Regions from separate parts of the Homo sapiens genome. Here region 2 is linked to region 1. Evidence: read pairs that join two places in POLR2A ChIA-PET (ENCODE). Cell type or tissue: MCF 10A. All regions are shown on one strand.

Evidence for each region. Peaks named below come from ENCODE experiments on the same cell type or tissue, not always from the same donor. Only the 100,000 strongest peaks of a DNase experiment are listed, where the experiment ranks them.
Region 2: POLR2A ChIA-PET joins it to region 1 with 7 read pairs; 8 of 35 experiments call an interaction of 5 or more read pairs at or near these places.

Annotation. Positions count from the first base shown.
Region 1 is chrX:120,455,551-120,459,550 of GRCh38, forward strand. It overlaps LAMP2 (lysosomal associated membrane protein 2), which reads right to left. Exons shown (of 9, transcript NM_002294.3): 2 at 1,101-1,219; 3 at 1-20. Among named protein-coding and RNA genes, the nearest start is that of LAMP2, 12 kb to the right of the region's middle. In MCF 10A, no CTCF peak of the experiment used is centred here; DNase peaks (open chromatin) are centred at 1,641 and 2,381.
Region 2 is chrX:120,267,719-120,271,718 of GRCh38, forward strand. It overlaps TMEM255A (transmembrane protein 255A), which reads right to left. Exons shown (of 9, transcript NM_001104544.3): 8 at 526-669. It also overlaps the pseudogene PFDN4P3. Among named protein-coding and RNA genes, the nearest start is that of ZBTB33, 19 kb to the left of the region's middle. In MCF 10A, no CTCF peak of the experiment used is centred here; DNase peaks (open chromatin) are centred at 1,853 and 3,623.

The DNA of each region.
Region 1 (4,000 bases):
TCTGAAATGGTTACAGTTTTCTAAAAGAAATAGAAATTTGGGGGTGAGAAACAAACAGGCAGCAAGGAACACCAAGCATTTATGTAGGGCATGCCACTTCAGCCTAAATCATACATTCTCCATGGCCAGGTTGCCCTTTGCCTGGTTTGCTGTGTAAACCAGTCCCTGATTCTTCTGCTACATACCACTCCTCTGGATAAATTCGTGTATGTCTAAAAAGAAAAGGAAAACTGGCTTGAGCTGCTGTTCTTAAACTGATTTTTTAAAAAATTAGGTTGTAAGTAGTGAGGACCTTAACAAAAAGAAAATAAGAAGGCAAAGGAATTAAGAGGAGATGTCAAAAAGGGGGAGATTTTAGTGTTAGGTTGGTGCAAAAGTAATTGCAGTTTGTGCCAAAAAAAAAAATCGCTTACTTAGGTTGGTGCAAAAGTAATTGTGGTTTGTTCCTTTAATGGCAATTACTTTTGTACCAACCTAAGTAAGCGATTTTTTTTTTTTTTGAGATAGAGTCTCGCTCTGTTGCCCAGGCTGGAGTGCAGTAGCACAATCATGGCTCACTGCAGACTCAACCTCCTGAGCTCAAGCAATCCTCCAGCCTCGGCCCAGCGAGTGGCTGGAGGTACATGTGTGTGCCACCATGCCTGGCTAATTTTTAAAGTTTTTTTGTAGAGATGAGGTCTCACCATGTTGCCCGGGCTGGGTTCAAGCAATCCTCCTGCTTTGGCCTTCCAAAATGCTGGGATCACAGGCATGAGCCACCATGCCCAGATGGGAAGCTGCTTTTTAAAAGGGCAAGCTTTGGTGCTAGTACATTTTAAACACTTTACAGAAATACTTAGACCTGAACACCATATAGTCGTCTTCAGATCATTTGCCCTTAATCAAGTCCTACAAAAACTCCCAAGAACCAATGAATCAGAAGAAATATTCATTCTAACACTAAACAGAATAACTTCTGAGTGTGTATGCTTAAAAAAAATCCCAGAGTTTCAGCATTAAGTCAGTCAACGTGGAATTTCATTTGTATACGTGTATCTAAAGGATAAAGTCAATTAAATTCCTACTATAAAACTCAAAGAAAAATTAAAATATATACTTACATAAGTTTTATTTGTAGTTTCATAGCGTACTGTGAAATTCATCTGCCATTTTGCATAAAGGCAAGTGGCATTTTCTGAATCTGTCAAATTAAGTTCCAATGCATAAGACCGCACAGCTCCTGGATTCATTTAAAAAAATAATATTTTAAAATTGTACTACAAAAATTATATAAATTAAAAACAAGCTCTACCCACCACTGAAGTTCAACCAGCTCTAAAATGAAACAAAAGTATTTTATATCTATATATACACATACATATATATACATATATGTGTATATACATATATGTATGTGTATAGATACAGTATCCTGCTGACTGTTTTTCTTTGTATTTTTAACAGAATCCTATTGATAAAAAAGTTGGCATTATCCCTTACCAAAAGAATGGTTACTAGACCTAGGATGCTTAGGTCATGGCTCAGACTGGTGACATTTATTTGCCTTTTGCCTTCAAATAATCATTTCCACATGCATTTATACCTTACTAGTTTTGTTTTAGGCAATTACAGTTTGCCTGTTAGGACTTGTGGTTTTTGCGGTAAATGAGGTAAGAGGAAGCCTGGTAGGGGTGTAAAACTTCTCTCAAACCAGCTGGTGAAACATTCACTGCAAAAATAATGATAGATCCGATATTCTACCATCTTTTTGCTTTAAATCCTGTTGCAAGCTACATAATCTATGACACACGGATGTCTTCCCAAACGATTTTATTCTGATGTGATCAGATACTCTTTCTATCATGTAACCAAGGAAGCAGAGTTGCAAAGGGCTGTTAAATCCATGAGAAAAACATGAATTCTGATAAATGCAAAGTTCATCACTGTTTCACTTTAAAATCGAATTGATTAGAAAGGCTGATGAATTTTTTGACGCAAAGTTATTTCCTAAATTTTCAACCTGCTACCTCTTTAGGCAGAGAAATGTTACAGAGACAGAAAAGCCTTGGAACTTTTCAGCTAACATGGTGGATCTTCTACACTTAAACATAGAAACATTATCTATTAAACTGAAGAGCCCAAGGACTCAAAATACTAATTCAGAGGAGAAAAAATATCCCAGCAAACATGCCAGCAGCATAAATATTGGGCAACCATTTAAGGGATTTTCTTCACTGTATCACACATTACCCAAAGGGTAAGCTGTTTCCTGTTAAGATACTTGCATACTCTTTAATAATATCTGAGCAATCCACTGTCATCTACAGGTACAGACTTGCTATAGACTAGAGAAAAGTGCTAAGAGGAATATCAAGAAGGTATGCCTCAGCAACAGCTTTCAAGTTGTATAGAAGAGCCTATCGTCATGCTCTGGAGACCTGGCTGCTTTGCAAGCCAGAATATTATACTAAAGCTTGTGGTTACTGACAGTGACTAAATGCATTGGCTAAGGCTCAAAAAGACCTTGTGAGGCCTAAGTAGGTTTTATGATCATTCTTTTCTAAGTACAATACGGAAGGGAGCTGTTATACTTACTGATCCAAGGCTCCCTGCCATGGAGCCAAGAGCTCCAACTTACAATTTTAATGAACTGGAGGTTTGCTTTTTATATGCAGTCTTTTCTCGGTCTTGTTTAAGGTCTCTAGCTTTAGTATATTATTCTCCTTGTATTCAAAACATTCAAAAGTATTGAAAATTACCAAGAAAAGCCTCACATGTATTAATCATTTTCTTTCCAAATATATTAGAATAACAGGAAGAAGACCATGTAAAATAGTAATAGCATCGATAGCTTGCATCAATGTGTCTTAGGGTGTGAGAACTGACGTTTTATGAAACAAAAGGTAGAGGTTGTGGTTCAAACGTATCACTTAAAATTAAATTCAAGATAGTATACCTGGTGGCCCGTAAACAAGAGCTGAGAAACACCCTGAGGGTTCTGGCACACTCTGTTCCATTCCCTTCACAGCCTTTCTGCCTGAGTGCAATTCTTTCCACTTCTTGGTCCCCAACTCTAACTGCACAGGGACCACTTTTACTCAATATCTCTCACCTCAAACTCAGCAATTCCCAAACTAAAATTCATTCTTCTGCTTCCTCCAAACTGGGTCCCTCCTCAGCTTTGCTAGCTCTAAATGAAGAGTGGGATCAGTCACTCAAGCTCAGTTTCAGAAATAGCCTCTACTTCTTTCTCTTCAAGAAGTCCTATTGATTTTTTTCCTTCAAATCTTCTCTTAAATACAATCTTTGTCTTTTATTTCTACTCCCAATCTATCACCCCACACCTAAATTATGACAGAAAATGCCTAGATACCCCTAGAAGTGCTGCCAGATTAATAATCCTTAAGTACCATTTCCTTTTAGGACACTTTCTTGTTCAAAAACTTTTACTGGCTCCAACATTCCCATATGAAATTTAAATTCCTCTGCCTGACTTTCAAAGTAATCTTTAATCTTGTCCCATCCTATTCCTTCAACTTTTCTCAAACTATTTTCCCAGAGCACACCCTTTAATCCAGTTAAACTTGTTTCCACTGGGCTCAAATGCCATACTCTATTCAACCTCTACCCTGGGCTTCTATTGTTCCTAACACTTGAAATCTACTTTCTTCTATTGGCCTAAATGCTCACCTCAAAGATGGATTTTGCTCGCTTTTTGGCTGCCCCAAATCTGAAACACCCCTTGTCCCCTTGTTACAATTTCTGGCAGAAATCACCACCCACTATAAAAGCTGAAAACACTGGATACTTGCTTTCCCAGACTCCCTTGCAGTAAGGAGGACCACTTGTGCTAGGCTCTGCCTAACAAAGGTATCCACCCCACACTTTGAAAGGAGGGCTGCAAATGGAGCCAGGAATGGAACAGGGAGGGAGACAGGTGTGGAGTAACAGAAGCAGGATCAAGCTCCCAGGCAACAAGGCCAGCAGAGCAAGCTTCAATTTCACACTTGGCAGTGGTAGT
Region 2 (4,000 bases), 190 kb before region 1:
CTCTGTGTATTGCTCTGTGTAGTCCTAGTTAGGAGGCCTGGAGAAAAAGAATGGGACTTCTTCCTCATTACAGGTTTGATTCAAACCCTTGTGTGGCTCAGAATGCCCTTGTGTTAAGGAGCAGGATTAGGCCTCTCCCCATATCAGGGGAATGGAAAAAGCCACTGTTGCACAGGGGTCCATGGTAGTGTACTAATGAGCTGCCATTTCCCAACTAGCTTATCTTCTCCTTGGTGTAGTTTAAGGCAATTTGGGATACCTTGATCCTACCTCCCTCTCTCCCTTTTTCTTCCATCTCTCTGTTTCTTCTCTTGCGCAGCTTCCACCCGCCCATCTCTGCCATCGTTGCCTGCCTACATAGTCCTTAAGCTGGCAACCACAGGCTGCTGGCCATTAGGGAGATGCATGGCTACCTCATACATATGCAGACAATGGAAAGGTTCCATAATTGAATTTAGGGAGAGAACAAGAGAGCATGAGTGAGAACAAGGGTAATACAGAGTTCTTTTTTCTCCCAAAACATACCTGAAAGTCATAAGCAGAATATGGTGGCAGGTGAGGAGGGCTATGGTAGTAGGTATTGTAGGATGCCACTTGGGGATGAGCATAGTAAGAAACTGTTGGATGGGTATTTTCAACAGAACAGTTCAGTGCTGGGAGAGTTGGGTTCTGTAGAAAAACACAAATTAGAAACAACATAAACAGTCATCACTAGGAGAATGGTTAAATAAACTTAGTACATCTATACTATGGAATACCATGCAGCTATTGATAAACAATGATGTGGACCTATTTAGAGAAGGTTGTCCAGGATATATTTTTATGTTTTAAAAGCCATTATGTTACATTAATATAACATGATCCCAATTTATGTTTTAAAAAAAGACCCCCAAAATTATACATGTATGTATGTTTGTAAATGCAAAGAAATTAACCTGGAAGGATGCATAGCAAACTATTAACTGTGGTTTATCTCTGGGGAGCAGAGTAGAATTAGGAGGTATATAGGGATTCTTAACTTTCTACTATATATGTCAAAATGTTTACAACTAATTTGTATTGTGTCATTTTCCCCAAACTTTTTAACTTGAAAAATTTAAACCTATAGAAAAGTTGAAATCATTTGTGTGATTTTTAAAAACAAGAATTAAAAAGAAAAAATAAGACTCAAAATGCAAAACATCAAATAGAGAAGGCCGAACCAGCTAGTGTTCTTGCTGTGACAGAGTGTGTTCAATCACAAAGAATTTGTAAAAGTTGTAAGGATTCTTAGAGATCCCAACCTTGCTAAGGGGGTCTCCTGAAGACATGAAGGGTATTGATTTCTCATCAGCCCTGTAGAGTAGAGGCAAAATCCTAGCAGTGCACAGAAGCCATGAAAGACCAAGAAAAATATATTGATCCCCCCACCTTTTTTTTTTTTGCAAATAAAACGATGCAGACATAATTTTATATCCTTTTCACAACATGGTGGTGTGTGTAGCCCTTCAAGGGTTAAAGCTAACCTTGTCCAGAATGGAGGCCCTGCTCTCATCAGAGCCAAAGCACTGCTAAAGGAAGTTACCACTACTCATTAGTTCCCAAGTAGGACTGTGCTTTGTGCCACATGGATCAAGGTGTGGGGTAAATGATTTTTCCATCTTCTATGTCATTGATACCTCCCCCATTCATGTGTATAATTGAGAGCTGTCTGAAAAATCAATGTGTCTTCCTTTTGGAACATAGCTACAGCACATTAACAGAGAAGCAGAAGCTTCCTCTCAAGTGATGAAAATGTGTAGGCAGGCTTTGGCAGTCACAAAGGCAACCATGTTAGGGTGTTGGCAGGGGGAAACTCCCTTCCAGCAAGTTTCAACACAGTTCTGTTGCTCTCTTCCTTGGAGTGGGTTACTGTTTACATCTCTAGGAGGTTTGAAGAGCTACAAACCTCAGTCATAATACAGCTCACAGACAGCCAGATAAATGTTTGTCAGCCTCTTTAATGTGTGAAAGAGGGCTGAGATCTTGACCATTCCAAGGGCTGGCTTGCTTTACATTTACTCAGAAATGCCCTTACCTCTCCCCCAGAATTCTTTAAAGAAATTCTGTCTCTGGGGAAGTACCAGAAATCATGTTCCCTTGGCATACTGTCAATTAAAAACACACCCTCCAGCTCTCGCAAAATGAAACCAGCTCTTCTATCTAAATAAATTAAGCCTAACTGTGGAGAAACAATCATACAATGTAAACTATATAAAAGTTTTTGTGTGTTCAGCAAGGCCAAGGGTCTAGACAATATTTGAAAGGAAGTTGACTATTTAGAGAAGGCAGCACAGAAGAAACATGAGAGTAAGATTAAATGGGTATAGGAAAGTCTCTGAAGAGAAGACAGTCAGGGGTAGAGGATATAGAGAAAATGGACAAGCCAGCAAGAGAAGGAAGAAGAGGAAATGGGGAATGGAGTGAAGACTTAGTCAGGGATGGGGCAAAAGAGATGGGCCAAAATAGTGGTCTGGTTATATTTTAAATCAATAAATCTGATTTTACAATAAATTTGGGCCCTGTTTCTATTTGTGTGCACGTATAGGAGTGTGTGTTTGTGTGTGTGTGTGTGTATGTGTATTTCTGTTAGAATTCTGGGGCTTACGTTGTGAGACGCCCGCCCTGCCCCCCCATTATTGATCAGTAGCATTCCGAGCTCCAGTAACACAAAAGGTTACTAGGTAGCACAGCAAATGGTGAAAGCAATCTTGCCTGGACAAAACTGAGTCTATTCTGAGACAATGATTGTGGACTTTGGAAAGAATGCTACTTTTTTTCCCTCTCCAGTTTACTCTAAACCAGCGATACCAATTAGGAGAAAATGGAAAGATATATTCACTTTTTAAAAATTCATCTCAAATCCTCATATCTTTGGTCAACAAGCACTTCTTCAAACATTTCTTTAAGATCTTTTTCACCAAGCACCTCTTGTCAGGGTTCCTTTCAGGATCCCACAACTTTGGAAATGGTGGTTCCTAGCTGATTCCATTGAAGACTGCCAGCTCACAGCCCTCGGCTCCTGTCCTCACTCTCTGCAAACGGCTTTCATCAGCCAGCACCCCCGGGCCTCCCTGCAGACCCCGGGGACTCTACTCAGGGAGAGGCACATCACAAGTCACCAACCACACTTGGATGTAGGCCAAGGATTGTACTTAGGCTCACCTGAATGATGTTCCTGGACTTTTTACACCATGGTCTTATTTTAATAGAGTGATCTAGGCAATGATTCCTCCTTGGTATCCTTATCTGTGCCCCCACTGGTTCTCTAATCTCATGAATCAAAGATCTTCTCCCCAGATCTTTGCTTTCATTTTTTTTCTGCCCTGGTCCTTGATAGAGTTCCCGGGATTCACATTTGATAATGCTCGGTACTTCCCTTGCTCTCCTTCCGTACTGTCAAAGAAGCTCCCAACAGGTGGAAACAACTTGCTTTTAATTTTTTAATTAAATCAACTAAACAAAGGAGGTAATATATGTTAAAACACTCATAGAACCAGAAAGGGCTACCCAAATGTTAGTCAGGGGCAGCTGGGATGAAATAGAAAGAGCAAAGGCTCTGGCATTTGGCAAATCTGGGCTCCAGTCCCAGTTCTGCTACTCAGCTCTGGGCAAGTCACTTGACCCCTCTTGGCCTGTTTCCTCACCTGTTAAACAGAGACAGTAATACCTACCTCACAAAGTAGTAATAGTGAAGATTAACTGTGCAAAAGCACTTTGCAGAGGGTTAGGGGCCATTATTGCCGCTATCAAGACAGACCATCAGCAAACCCATTTTTTCCTCAGGAGATCAAAGATAACAGTGAAATTAAGAACGCAGAAACAAATCTATATATCTGCAGTTAATTGATTTTTGACAAGGTTGCTAGGATCATAAAGTAGGGAAAGAGCAGTGTCTTCAACAGATGTGCTGGGAAAACTGGATATCCACATGAAAAAGAATGAAACTGAGCCCCTAACTTATACTAGATATAAAAATTAA